Regions from separate parts of the Homo sapiens genome. Here regions 2 and 3 are each linked to region 1. The links are chromatin contacts, found by Hi-C in ENCODE. All regions are on one chromosome and are shown on one strand. Each heading gives the region's core, a stretch centred on a gene start or an enhancer-like site at or near the end of the contact. The rest is flanking DNA. Distances are from core to core; before and after follow the strand shown. Region 1 holds the start of HUS1 (HUS1 checkpoint clamp component). Region 2 holds the start of NUDCD3 (NudC domain containing 3). Region 3 holds the start of OGDH (oxoglutarate dehydrogenase).

The links. A loop is a pair of places that touch in the nucleus more often than their neighbours do. Pooled maps may share reads with other maps.
Region 2: a pooled map shows a loop between it and region 1 (15-fold over the local background). The contact joins the promoter of NUDCD3 here to the promoter of HUS1 in region 1. A Hi-C loop is called at or near these places in 6 of 50 pooled maps.
Region 3: a pooled map shows a loop between it and region 1 (14-fold over the local background). The contact joins the promoter of OGDH here to the promoter of HUS1 in region 1. A Hi-C loop is called at or near these places in 4 of 50 pooled maps.

Annotation. Positions count from the first base shown.
Region 1 is chr7:47,977,535-47,981,402 of GRCh38, reverse strand. HUS1 (HUS1 checkpoint clamp component) reads left to right here and starts at 1,788. Exons shown (of 8, transcript NM_004507.4): 1 at 1,788-1,935; 2 at 2,587-2,714; 3 at 2,810-2,986. The coding sequence starts at 1,884. RefSeq lists an enhancer at 1,718-2,007 and silencers at 2,078-2,137, 2,218-2,267.
Region 2 is chr7:44,488,481-44,492,348 of GRCh38, reverse strand. It overlaps NUDCD3 (NudC domain containing 3), which reads left to right and starts at 1,691. Exons shown (of 6, transcript NM_015332.4): 1 at 1,691-1,940. The coding sequence starts at 1,749. RefSeq lists a silencer at 1,940-2,109.
Region 3 is chr7:44,604,527-44,608,394 of GRCh38, reverse strand. It overlaps OGDH (oxoglutarate dehydrogenase), which reads right to left and starts at 1,768. Exons shown (of 23, transcript NM_002541.4): 1 at 1,742-1,768. RefSeq lists enhancers at 779-1,118, 794-1,357, 1,609-2,208 and a silencer at 1,339-1,568.

The DNA of each region.
Region 1 (3,868 bases), core at 539-3,038:
AGACTCCTGACCTCAGATGATCCACCCGCCTCGGCCTCCCAGAATGCTGGGATTACAGGAGAGAGCCATCCTGCCCTGCCTGTTGGCATAACTTTGAAAGTGATCTATTAAGTTTGGTTTGGCAAACACTCGCATATGACAATGAAGATTAGAATTTTGCTTCATGTTATAGTCTTAAAATAGGCAAAAACTGCAATTTTTGTATTTTGCACCTTTTTATTATTATTACACTTTAAGTTCTAGGGTACATGTGCACAACGTGCAGATTTGTTACATAGGTATGCATGTGCCATGTTGGTGTGCTGCACCCATCAACTCATCATTTACATTAGGTATTTCTCCTAACGCTATCCCTCCCCCAGGCCTCCACCCCCCAACAGGCCCCAGTGTGTGATATTCCCCTCCCTGTGTCCATGTGTTCTCATTGTTCAACTCCCACTTATGAGTGAGAACATGCGGTGTTTGGTTTTCTGTCCTTGTGATATTTTGCTGAGAATGATGGTTTCCAGCTTCATCCATGTCCCTGCAAAGGACATGAACTCATCCTTTTTTATGGCTGCATAGTATTCCATGGTGTATATGTGCCACATTTTCCTTATCCAGTCTATTATTGATGGACATTTGGGATGGTTCCAAGTCTTTGCTATTGTGAATAGTGCCACAATAAACATATGTGTGCATGTGTCTTTGAAAATTATCTGGGCCTGGCGCGGTGGCTCACGCCTATAATCCCAGCACTTTGGGAGGCCGAGGTGGGCAGATCACCTGAGGTCAGGAGTTCGAGACCAGCCTGGCCAACATGGCGAAACCCCGTCTCTACTAATAATACAAAAATTAGCCGGGCATGGTAGCTTGTGCCTGTAATCCCAACTACTTGGGAAGCTGAGGCAGGAGAATCCCTCGAACCCGGGAGGTGGAGGTTGCAGTGGGCCAAGATCACGCCATTGCACTCCAGCCAGGGCGACAGAGCCAGACTCCGTCTCAAAATCATCATCATCATCATCTGCATTATCATTATCTTGATTCTATGTGTCAAGTTAAAGACAAGGTTCTAGTCTATTTGCAAAGGACATTAAAAATAACAATTGTTAACACAGATAATCTTTAGTCTTTGAAAAACCAAATTAGATACAATTGTTGCTTCATTTCCCCCTTTAAAATTTTTCCTTTAAAAAAAATCCTAATGACATTATTTATGCTAATAAGAATTTTATCGGATGTAATAAAGTTCGTCTTGAGGCAAACTGCAGAATTATCACTTAACGTCAGTGTTCTTTAAGCTTCCCGACTTTACCAACTAGCCAGTAATATGTTCAATTTTTTTAGAAGTCATTTGAAACAATTTTCAGAACCTTAATCCACCAAGATGCTTCAATACCAAAGTACCAGTACCGTCATCTGAGGCTGGAGGGTTTAAAGCTGCTCTACCTTAGGTATATTTAAGATAATATTGTTTAACCTTTATAAACGATTAATTTTATTTGGATATTTTAAAATAACACTTGAAATAGGTGTCACAAAATTCTTTCAAAACGTGAATTCTCAGAACAACCTCCCCGAATCTGGGGCTTGAAGCCTCCGCCTCACTAAAAGTAGATCCCACCATTACCCGGCAGCGCGGAGGCATACCCGGAGACTGGGACCCCCACCTCCCCCGGGGCGTGACCTGTGATCCTTGACCCGTGACCCCACCTCCTCTAGGGCGTGACCCCCTAGCCCCACCTCCTCCGGGGCGTGGCCCGGAGATAACCCTGGTAAGAGTCGCGTAGCCCGAGCCGGGCGGAACCACTGTTCGCGCTGCCGTGTTTCCGGGCGGGGACACTCAGGGCGCGACGCTTTTCTGTTACCCACAGAGGCCCGCCGCGGCTGCGCCATCCGCGGCCATGAAGTTTCGGGCCAAGATCGTGGACGGGGCCTGTCTGAACCACTTCACACGTGAGCAGGGAGGCCGGAGAGGAGCGAGGGAGGAACGGAAGGAAGCAGTGAGCGCGCGGTGGGGACCGCGCAGGAGGATCAGAACGGGGATGGGCGCCGGAAGGGGCCGCGGGAGGATGGGGCCGGGATGGGGGTGCTGGTGTAGGCCGCGGGAGGGTGGGGCCGGGAGGGCGCGGGGCGGGTCGGAGGGCACTTGTGGGGATGAAGGCGGCTTTCAAGGGACGTTTCTGAAACTTGATTCCGATCACGTGGCTTTAAAAAAAAGCGGCCACTGCTCCCATAGACGGCTTTATCAGGCATTGACATACCTTCAAGGCCCCATTCGTCCCTCCACCCTGACAGTGCCTAACCTTGCATTTAACTGTGTATTGCAGTACCTAGTAGTCAATAAATCCATGTTGAATGAATGAATGACTGGTAGGTGCCTGTTTTCTTATTTGAACACTGATGATGTGTGCTGTACATCTCCCCTAGTTTGTTGGGAGAATTGCGTGACATCAGGGGTATTAAAGTACTTTCCAGTGTGATACCAACGTTAAGTGGTTATTTTTCCACCGAGAAGTTGATGAACAAGAAATTCTGCAAAATAAGTTGGTCTCTAGGATACATAATGTGCATTTTAGTAATTCCTTATTTTAACCCCTGCTTTAGGAATCAGTAACATGATAGCCAAGCTTGCCAAAACCTGCACCCTCCGCATCAGCCCTGATAAGCTTAACTTCATCCTTTGTGACAAGCTGGCTAATGGAGGAGTGAGCATGTGGTGTGAGCTGGAACAGGTGAGCAAAAGCTTCTGAGAGGCCTGCACACTCTGCAGATTGTCACTGGAAAGATCACATATACCCTCCCTCATCCCTCATTTTTTTTCCCTTAGGAGAACTTCTTCAACGAATTTCAAATGGAGGGTGTCTCTGCAGAAAACAATGAGATTTATTTAGAGCTAACATCGGAAAACTTATCTCGAGCCTTGAAGACTGCCCAGAATGCCAGGGCTTTGAAAATCAAACTGACTAATAAACACTTTCCCTGCCTCACGGTCTCCGTGGAGCTGGTGAGTAGGAGAGTCAGGGTTTCTAACACAGAAGTCTTGGCCTCGAAGGAATAGACATAGTTAGCCTAGCCTTTTTAACAATAAATACTGTTGAAAGCTGTTTGGTTTATTTAAATTTAAAGATCTGGTCCATAACTATATTTTGCATTAGAGTCAGTTCCTCCTCATTTTAAAATTGTGTTGTTATCATATGCATTCAGCTAGAATGCTGCTTTTTCCAAGCCGTGAAACTTCCAGCCTCTCTGTTTCTTGTAGTGGTATTGTCACCTTGTCTAGAAATCATGGTTTCTCTATCCATTTTCACCTTTGACATGTTTTCTCCCCACTCCCACCCTGCCTCATCTGCTATAATAACCTTTAAATGGCCCCTCGTTCTTCAGTACACGTATGTTTTATATGCTACTGCCAGATGAATTTAGTGCACAGCTGTCCTCCAAACACACAAATACACAAACTCATGCGCATACATACAATCCAGAGTTGCTCTTCCTACTCATAGAATGAGGTTCGTATTTCCTTTTTTTTGAGACGGAGTCTCTCTATCACCCAGGCTGGAGTGCAGTGGCGCGATCTCGGCTCACTGCAACCTCCATCTCCCGGGTTCAAGCGATTCTCATGCCTCAGCCTCCTGAGTAGCTGGAATTACAGGCACCCACCACCACACCCAGCTAATTTTTGTATTTTTTTAGTAGAGTCGGGGTATCACCATATTGGCCAGGCTGGTCTCGAACTCCTGACGTCAAGTGATCCACCTACCTCGGCCTCCCAAAGTGCTGCGATTGTAGGCATGAGCCACGGCGCCCAGCCCAGCTTTTCTTCATAACTCTCAACTCTTTGCAGTCAGGCAGTTCTCAGAGCTAATTAGGGCATTTCATGTCACAG
Region 2 (3,868 bases), core at 442-2,941, 3.5 Mb after region 1:
ACTGTCTGTGTGAGGTTGCATGTTTTCATATACTTCAATGAAAACAACATAATGCAAATTATGTTGCAGTGAATGCAGATGTGAGAATCTTGTGGTCTTCTTTTTTTTTGTGGAGACGGAGTCTAGCTCTGTCGCCCAGGCTGGAATGCAGTGGTGTGATCTCGGCTCACTGCAACCTCTGCCTCCCGGGTTCAAGCGATTCTCCTGCCTCAGCCTCCAGAGGAGCTGGGATTACAGGCACCTGCCATCACGCCTAGCTAATTTTCGTATTTTTAGTAGAGACAGGGTTTCACTGTGTTGGCCAGGCTGGTCTCGAACTCCTGATCCTCCCGCCTCGGCCTCCCAAAGTGCTGGGATTACAAGCATGAGCTACTGTGCCGGCCAAATCTTGCTGTCTTCTAGTAGGCTCATTAAAGAGATTTGCAAAAATGTAAAACTATGTTACTCCTCTCACTGAACTTTTATTGCTTTGAAGAACATTATTTTTTGCATAAAAGTATGTTAACATGTAATGTGTTTTATGGTCATTTAAAAATGATTAAATAAATATTTAAACATTTTATGTTTTAATTTCTAATGTGGTAAATATTGATAAGCATAACCCATATCAACAAATGTTCTTTGGAATGTTCAACAAATTTTAAGAGGATTAATGGTCCCTAAATCAAGAGTTTCAGAACCACTGTTCTAGGGCAATTTACCTGAGTTGGATTTTATTTACAATTCATTAAAGCTTATACACTATGAAGACATGTTAACTTGCATGTTTTAATCTAGAAGAGGTGCAAATCATTTCTATACACTAGAAATGATAATCTATGGTTTTATCATCTTGTAGAACACCAGCCAGCTTTGTATCCAACCTAATCTTACTCTAATGCTTTGTCAAAATGTTTAATCTCCACTTCCTCAAAATGCTTTTGAACCAGCTTTACCATATCATTGTTAATTTGCTGAAGAAATCTTGGATATGTGTTCATGATATATTTGTATGAGTGTCATGCTTTTTACTTTTTTAAGATTATACTTTGACAGACACTAACAACATATGTATATATGACGTATATATGTATATACATACTATACACACACATACACGTACATATTTCACAACGATGGCATACGGATTCTCTATTCTGAATCTAGCTCTTTCCACTTAATATACGTTGAATGCACTCTTTATTTTCTTCGTCATCTTGACTTTCTTCTGATGCAACGCCCTGAGTTTAACTCACAGATCTGTTAATAAGAAACCCATACATCCCACATATACGCATTTTCCCGTCTCTGGCTCACTAACAAAAAGCTTACCCTAGCCCCATCTTTAACCATAGGTTCCAAATACCCAGGCTGGAATTCAACACAGAAATAAGAAAGGATCCACAGACAACGTGACAAAAATCCGAGCAGTCACGTGACACTGCACGCCCCATAATTTTTTTCCGCCCGCTTCAAACATGGCGGTCAAGCCCTCGCAGCGCAGCAGAAGCCACGGGCTTCCTTCCGCGTAGGAACCTCCTTGCTGCCCTTGTCGGGCTCTTTTGTCTAAGACCACCTCAAGGCAAAGCCCGTGGGGCAGCTGGGTCTGGGGAAAACAGCCCGGGGCCGCGGGGGCCGAACGAGCACGGACCGGAAGTTCCGCAGCCGCGCCGTCCGGCGGAGCCGTTGGCTGCGGACGCCGGAAGTGGCCAGTCGGCAGGTCTGAGGCGGCGCTGTGTGTGTGAAGCGTACCTAGGGCGGGAGGCGACATGGAGACAGGGGCGGCCGAGCTGTATGACCAGGCCCTTTTGGGCATCCTGCAGCACGTGGGCAACGTCCAGGATTTCCTGCGCGTTCTCTTTGGCTTCCTCTACCGCAAGACAGACTTCTATCGCTTGCTGCGCCACCCATCGGACCGCATGGGCTTCCCGCCCGGGGCCGCGCAGGCCTTGGTGCTGCAGGTGAGGCGGGCGGGCCTGCGGTCTGGGGAGCCGCCGCCCCCGGCCTGCCCTGACTCCTGGCGCCCGCTCCTCCAAGCTCTCCCAGCCTGTTTCCTCCTTTTCCTGGTGTCCTGGGGTTGAGCTTGTGAGAATGGCTTCAGTAATTTGAAGCGCGGATTGGATGTCAGCTTATTCCGCTGAGGTGTTCGCTCCGGACGTCCTGAGGTTTCAGAAGTAGTAAGCCGACTGTTAAGAGCCCTACTCAGCACCCGCCAGCGCGTACCCCTCACGGTGCTGGGGGCCGCTAGTCAGGGAGCGAAATCCATGCAGGCCAGACAGAAGGAAGGACATTTACAGCAACAGAAACGTGCATGCCCCAGAACTACCAAAGACTTGAGCTGGCGGGGATGACGGAGGCATTGTGTTGATCAATGGGTGTGGTCGCTTGTTTGAAATGTGACTTCCCAGGTCAAAGACTGTCAATGTAGTGCTTATTAAAATTTCTATTTGAGCTTAATTCCGTACCCTCCAGGTTAAGTTTATTGTATGTTGGAAACGCTGTCAATACTCATTCAGTGAAGTTGACTGGGCACTTTTGAATGTAGTGGTAAGCAACCTTTTGCTGAATGTAGTTTACACTCTTAGTTGCCGCAGGTGAGGGTGATACGGGTGTTTAAGTAATGGTTTCTCTCTCCTTGTGACACAGTTAAAGAGAGAAAACCCAGAAAGTAATAGAAAACTTTTTAAGGGCAATTATTTGATGGAGCCCATTGTAAAGAAAGGAAATAGAAATGATGGTTGAGAAGTGAAGTTTTTATAAGAGAGGTGGGACTTCTGATGAGATTAAAAGAAACTATTCAGCCAAGTATTAAGCCTATTTGTAGAAACCCAAGAAGATAGAAATGCTGATGATACCTCCCTCAGTTCTCTAGATGTTACAGTTTATAAAATGCTTCAGATGTTTCCTCCTGAAGTCTTAATGCATGCTGCAGGTTGGTAAGATGTTACTTTCCTCAGCAGAAGCCAAAGCTTTGAATGTCTTGGTAGCTACCAGGGTAATAGGGCCAAACGAGGAATGGGGTTCCATTAGGATTCAATTTCAGAACTTAAGGCTATTCCTCGTCCTTGTCAGTGGCATAAGTGCCATCTTAGTGATGAGAGAGCTGTTGGAGGTGGCCTTTAGCAGGATCTTATGGCAGGTTAATGAAGTCTTGCCATTTGATCTTCAGTGTCTCTGTGAAACAGATAAGTTTCAAGTTTACGTACCAATTCAGCAAGGTTAAGTGATTTGACCAAGAACACACAGCCAGTTCACCGTAGAGCTGAAACTAAAAATTTCATTTTGTGGATTCCAAATCTTCCTGTTCTGTTGTTTAACCATTCCATAGTAGGATGAGAACACTTTTGTCTAGATTGATTGTAGTTTGCAGAAAGATGTGGAGGAGAAAGGAGTATATACTGAGTAATATGTATAGTATCAGATGTTTTATATTCTGGGGTCGTTATCTTATTTAACCCTTAATATAACCTGAGAGGTTGGTCTTTGTTTCACAGATGAACTGACAGAGCACTCATTAACCTGGTAACTCATTTACCTGGTAACACCTCTTACAAGACACTTCCATAGGTTAGGATTTGGTGACCAGTCTAATGAAGTAGTGGAGATGGGGAGCAGGGATGGAGGAAGGGGAGGGATGGGTCAAAGATGATCCAAGGTTTCAACTTGGGTGACTGGAATAGTGATAATGCGTTAACTGAACTGTCACCTGGGTTTAGGGGAAAAAGTTCAGTTTTAGACAGGTTGAACTTGAAGTTGCAGGTAGGAGTCCCTGCCCATAGGCTATTGGAATTACTGGACTAGATCTTTTGGGAGCTAGAGCAACTGGAGTGGTCCGAGGGAGAGAGAAGAGCCAAAGGTGAAGAACAGGCCTTGGGGAATAATCTTGGTG
Region 3 (3,868 bases), core at 519-3,018, 3.4 Mb after region 1:
ACTGTGTCACCCAGGCTAGAGTGCAGTGGGGCAATAATGGCTCACTGCAGCTTGGACCTCCCTGGCTCATGCCATCCTCCCGCCTCAGCCTCCTGAGTAGTTGCGACTACAAGTATATGTGGTATATGCCACCATATCCGGATAATTTTATTTTTTGTAGACGCCGGGTATCACTTTGGTTGCTCAGGCTGGTCTCCTTGAACTGAGCTCAAGGGATCTTCCTTTCACACTCCCAAAGTGTGGGGATTACAAACGTGAGCCACCACGACTGGCCGAAATTGTGCACGTCAAATGGGTGAATCGTATGGTATGTGAATTTTATCTCAATAAAGATGTTATTTAAAGGGAAAAAGTAACTGAAATGTGAAAAGTGCGCTTAAAAAAAATAATGAGGGGCCGGGCGCAGTGGCTCACGCCTGTAATCCCAGCACTTTGGGGGCCGAGGCGGGCGGATCACCTGAGGTCAGGAGTTCGAGAATAGCCTGGCCAAGGTGGTGAAAACCCGTCTCTACTAAAAATACAAAAATTAGCCGGGCGTGATGGCGCGTGCCTGTAATATCAGCTACTTGGGAGGCTGAGGCAGGAGAATCACTTGAACCCAGGAAGGCAGAGGTTGCAGTGAGCCGAGATCGCGCCACAGCACTCCAGCCTGGGCGACAGAGACTCCATCTCAAACAAGACAACAACAACAAAAAATGAGCATACAGTGATCTTTATTCAACTTCCCAAGATCCAGTCCTCAGCTAATTTACAAAACTACAATAGTGTTACATACTCTCCTAGGTCTACACGGCAAAGTACAGTTTGACTGTTGCAACTAGTGCTGCCTTACAAAAAAAGGCTTTATCCCATGCCACCCATCCTAAACCCAGCTGTTCAGAGCAGTGTACCTGGAAATCAGCCTCAAAGTACGGACTGCAAGACAAGGCACAAGGAAACCCTAACACGAAGTCCTATGTTCTGGGCAAAGGGATGGGGATGGCAGGTGGGACGCACCCAGGTCAGGGCGAGGGCGCGGCAAGTTTTCTATTAAATCTCAGTAGATTACAACTCATATCCAATGTCTGATATATTTTCGAGGGAAAATGGTGCTTGAAAGATGTTTCTACGAGAAATAAGCTTCATCTCGGTCAATCTGTTCGACCCAACTTCTGGCAGCAGGTGTGGGGGCGGCGCCAAGGTCTGCGCGGTAATCCAAACAGGCAGTCCCACCCAGGGCCACCCCAAAGCCAGATGCTCCGACGCAACTCGAGCAGGCCACACTGTCTTTCGGACAAAGCGACGCGGTCCTCACAGGCGGGAAGGAGAGTGCGTCCCGGTCGGGAAGGACGCCGTCGGAGAGCGGCCTAACCACGTGACGCCCGCGGCGACCTTGGGGGTCACCCCTGCGGACGCACCGCCCTCTCCCTCACATCCGCCGCCGCGCCCGCCCCCCGCTCGCCCACCGCCAATGGCGCGTCGCTCCGCGCCCCGCGCGACCTCGGAGCCCGCCCGTACCCGCCAATCTCCGCCCGCCGGGCAGGCCCCGCGGCTCCATTGGCTGCCACGGCCATCCATCAGGTCCCGTCCCTCCTACCACCCTCCGTGAGCCCCACTCCATCCAGCTCCACTCCCCTGTCACCGCGGCGCCCGCAGCACCAAGGGCGCGGCGGCCTCCCCCTTTACCGCGATCTCCAACCCCGGGCCGCCAAGCGCCGCGACACCCGGCACTGGGACGGGCGCGGCGACAGCGCACGGTTACCTGTCTCCGGCTCAGCTCCACCCGAATGAGGCGCCGACACCCCACTCCGGGGCTCCAAACTCTCGGCCCCGCCCCGGCGTATGGCGTCAACACGTAGCCCTCCCCTGGAGAAGAATGCCCTCCCCTCTTACAGAGGACCGATTCGTGACGTCACAGAGCCGCGCCGGGCGTCACAGCGCCGACTGCGCAGTTGCAGAAGCCAGGGCCAGCTGGAGCCCAGCTGTTTGCTCCGCTAGAGAGATGAGGTTGTCTATGGACTTCCAGCGGCTTCTGCTATCATAAATAATTTCTGAAAGTAAGATATCTCTAGCGCCTGGTAGGAACCTATCAAGAGATAGTTGGGTTGATGTGAAACTTAGCGCACAAAAATAAACAATTTGAATAACAGAATCTCCGTTTTTGAGATTGTCCTGGGTCAGGCTTTGTGACAAGCGCTTCACCGGCGCTATTGTGTAACAATCTGTGAGACAGGTGTTCCTATCCCCGGTCTACAAATGACAGTTGGCAGTGCTGGGATCTTGCCCGGGATCTTGCCTGGGTTTTCTTGACTTTAGAGCTACCTATCAAAGATAAAACGTGGCTAATTAACCTGTCACAACCTGTTGATTGTAAGATGTTCCCTATTTTAAAGTATTAAAATTTGGGGAAAGGCCGGGCGCGGTGGCTCACGCCTGTAATCCCAGTACTTTGGGAGGCCGAAGCGGGCGGATCACTTGAGGTCAGGAGTTCGAGACCAGCTTGACCAACATGGGGAAACCCCGTCTCTACTAAAAATACAAAAATTAGCTGGGCGTGGTGGCGATCCCAGCTACTCGGGAGGCTGAGGCAGGAGAGTCGCTAGAACCCGGGAGACGGAGGTTGCGGTGTGCCGAGATCGTGCCATTGCACTCCAGCCTGGGCAACAAGAGCGAAAATCCGTCTCAAAAAACAAACAAAAAAAGGGGGCGTATAAGTGCTTATTATAGAACAAAGTTAGGGTAATGTATGTGACAAGGATCTAGAGACTGGAAGAGGTGAAGAGACCAAGGAACAAACTTCTGTATTCTTTTTTCCTTTTTTTTTTTTAAATAAATTACGGTAAAAATGTATGTACTAAACATTTGCAGCTGGGTGCAGTGGCTCACGCTTGTAATCCCAGCACTTCGGGAGGTGGAGGCGGGAGGATCGCTTGAGCTCAGGAGTTCCAGATCAGCCTGGGGAACAGAGCAAGATCTCATTTCTACTAAAAAATCAAGAAAATTAGCCAGGTGTAGTGGCACTCACCTGTAGTCTCAGCTAATTGGGAGGCTGAGGCAGGAGGATCTCTTGAGCCTGAGAGATTGAGGCTGCAGTGAGCTATGATTGTACCACTGCACTCCAGCCTGGGCCAGAGAGCAAGATACTGTCTTTTTTTTTTTAATGCCATTTTAACCATTTTTAGGTGTATAACTCAGTGGCATTAATTACATTCACAATATTATGCAACCGTCACCACTCAATTTCCAAAACTTTTTCATCACCTGAAACAGCAACTCTGTAACCATTAAGCAATAACTTCCTATTTCCCCTTCTCCTCCTGTCCTTCTCTCCTTTGGTAACCTCTATTATACGGTCTCTATACATTTGATTACTCAATTACTTTATGTGGGTGAAATCATAATGTATATGTCCTTTTGTGTCCACCTTATTTCATTGAGCATGAGGTTGTCAAGGTTTATCTGTGTTGTAGCATGGGTCAGAACTTCATTTCTTTTTTTTTTTTTTGAGACAGGATCTCCCTCGGTTTCAGGCTGGAGGGCAGTGGTGCCATCTCAGCTCACTGCAATCTCTGCCACCCAGGTTCAAGTGATTCTGATGCCTCAGCCTCCCAAGTAGCTGGGACTACTGGCACGCTCCACCATGCCTGGCTAATATTTTTTTCTTTTTCTTTCTTTCTTTTTTTATTTTTGAGATGGTGTTTCGTTCTTGTTGCCCAGGCTGGAGTGCAGTGGTGTCATCTCGGCTCACTGCAACCTCTGCCTTGTAGATTCAAGCAATTCTCCTGCCTCAGCCTCTCAAGTAGCTGGGATTATAAGCGCCCGCCACTACGCCCAGCTTATTTTGTATTTTTAGTAGCGATGGGGTTTCACCATGTTGGCCAGGCTGGTC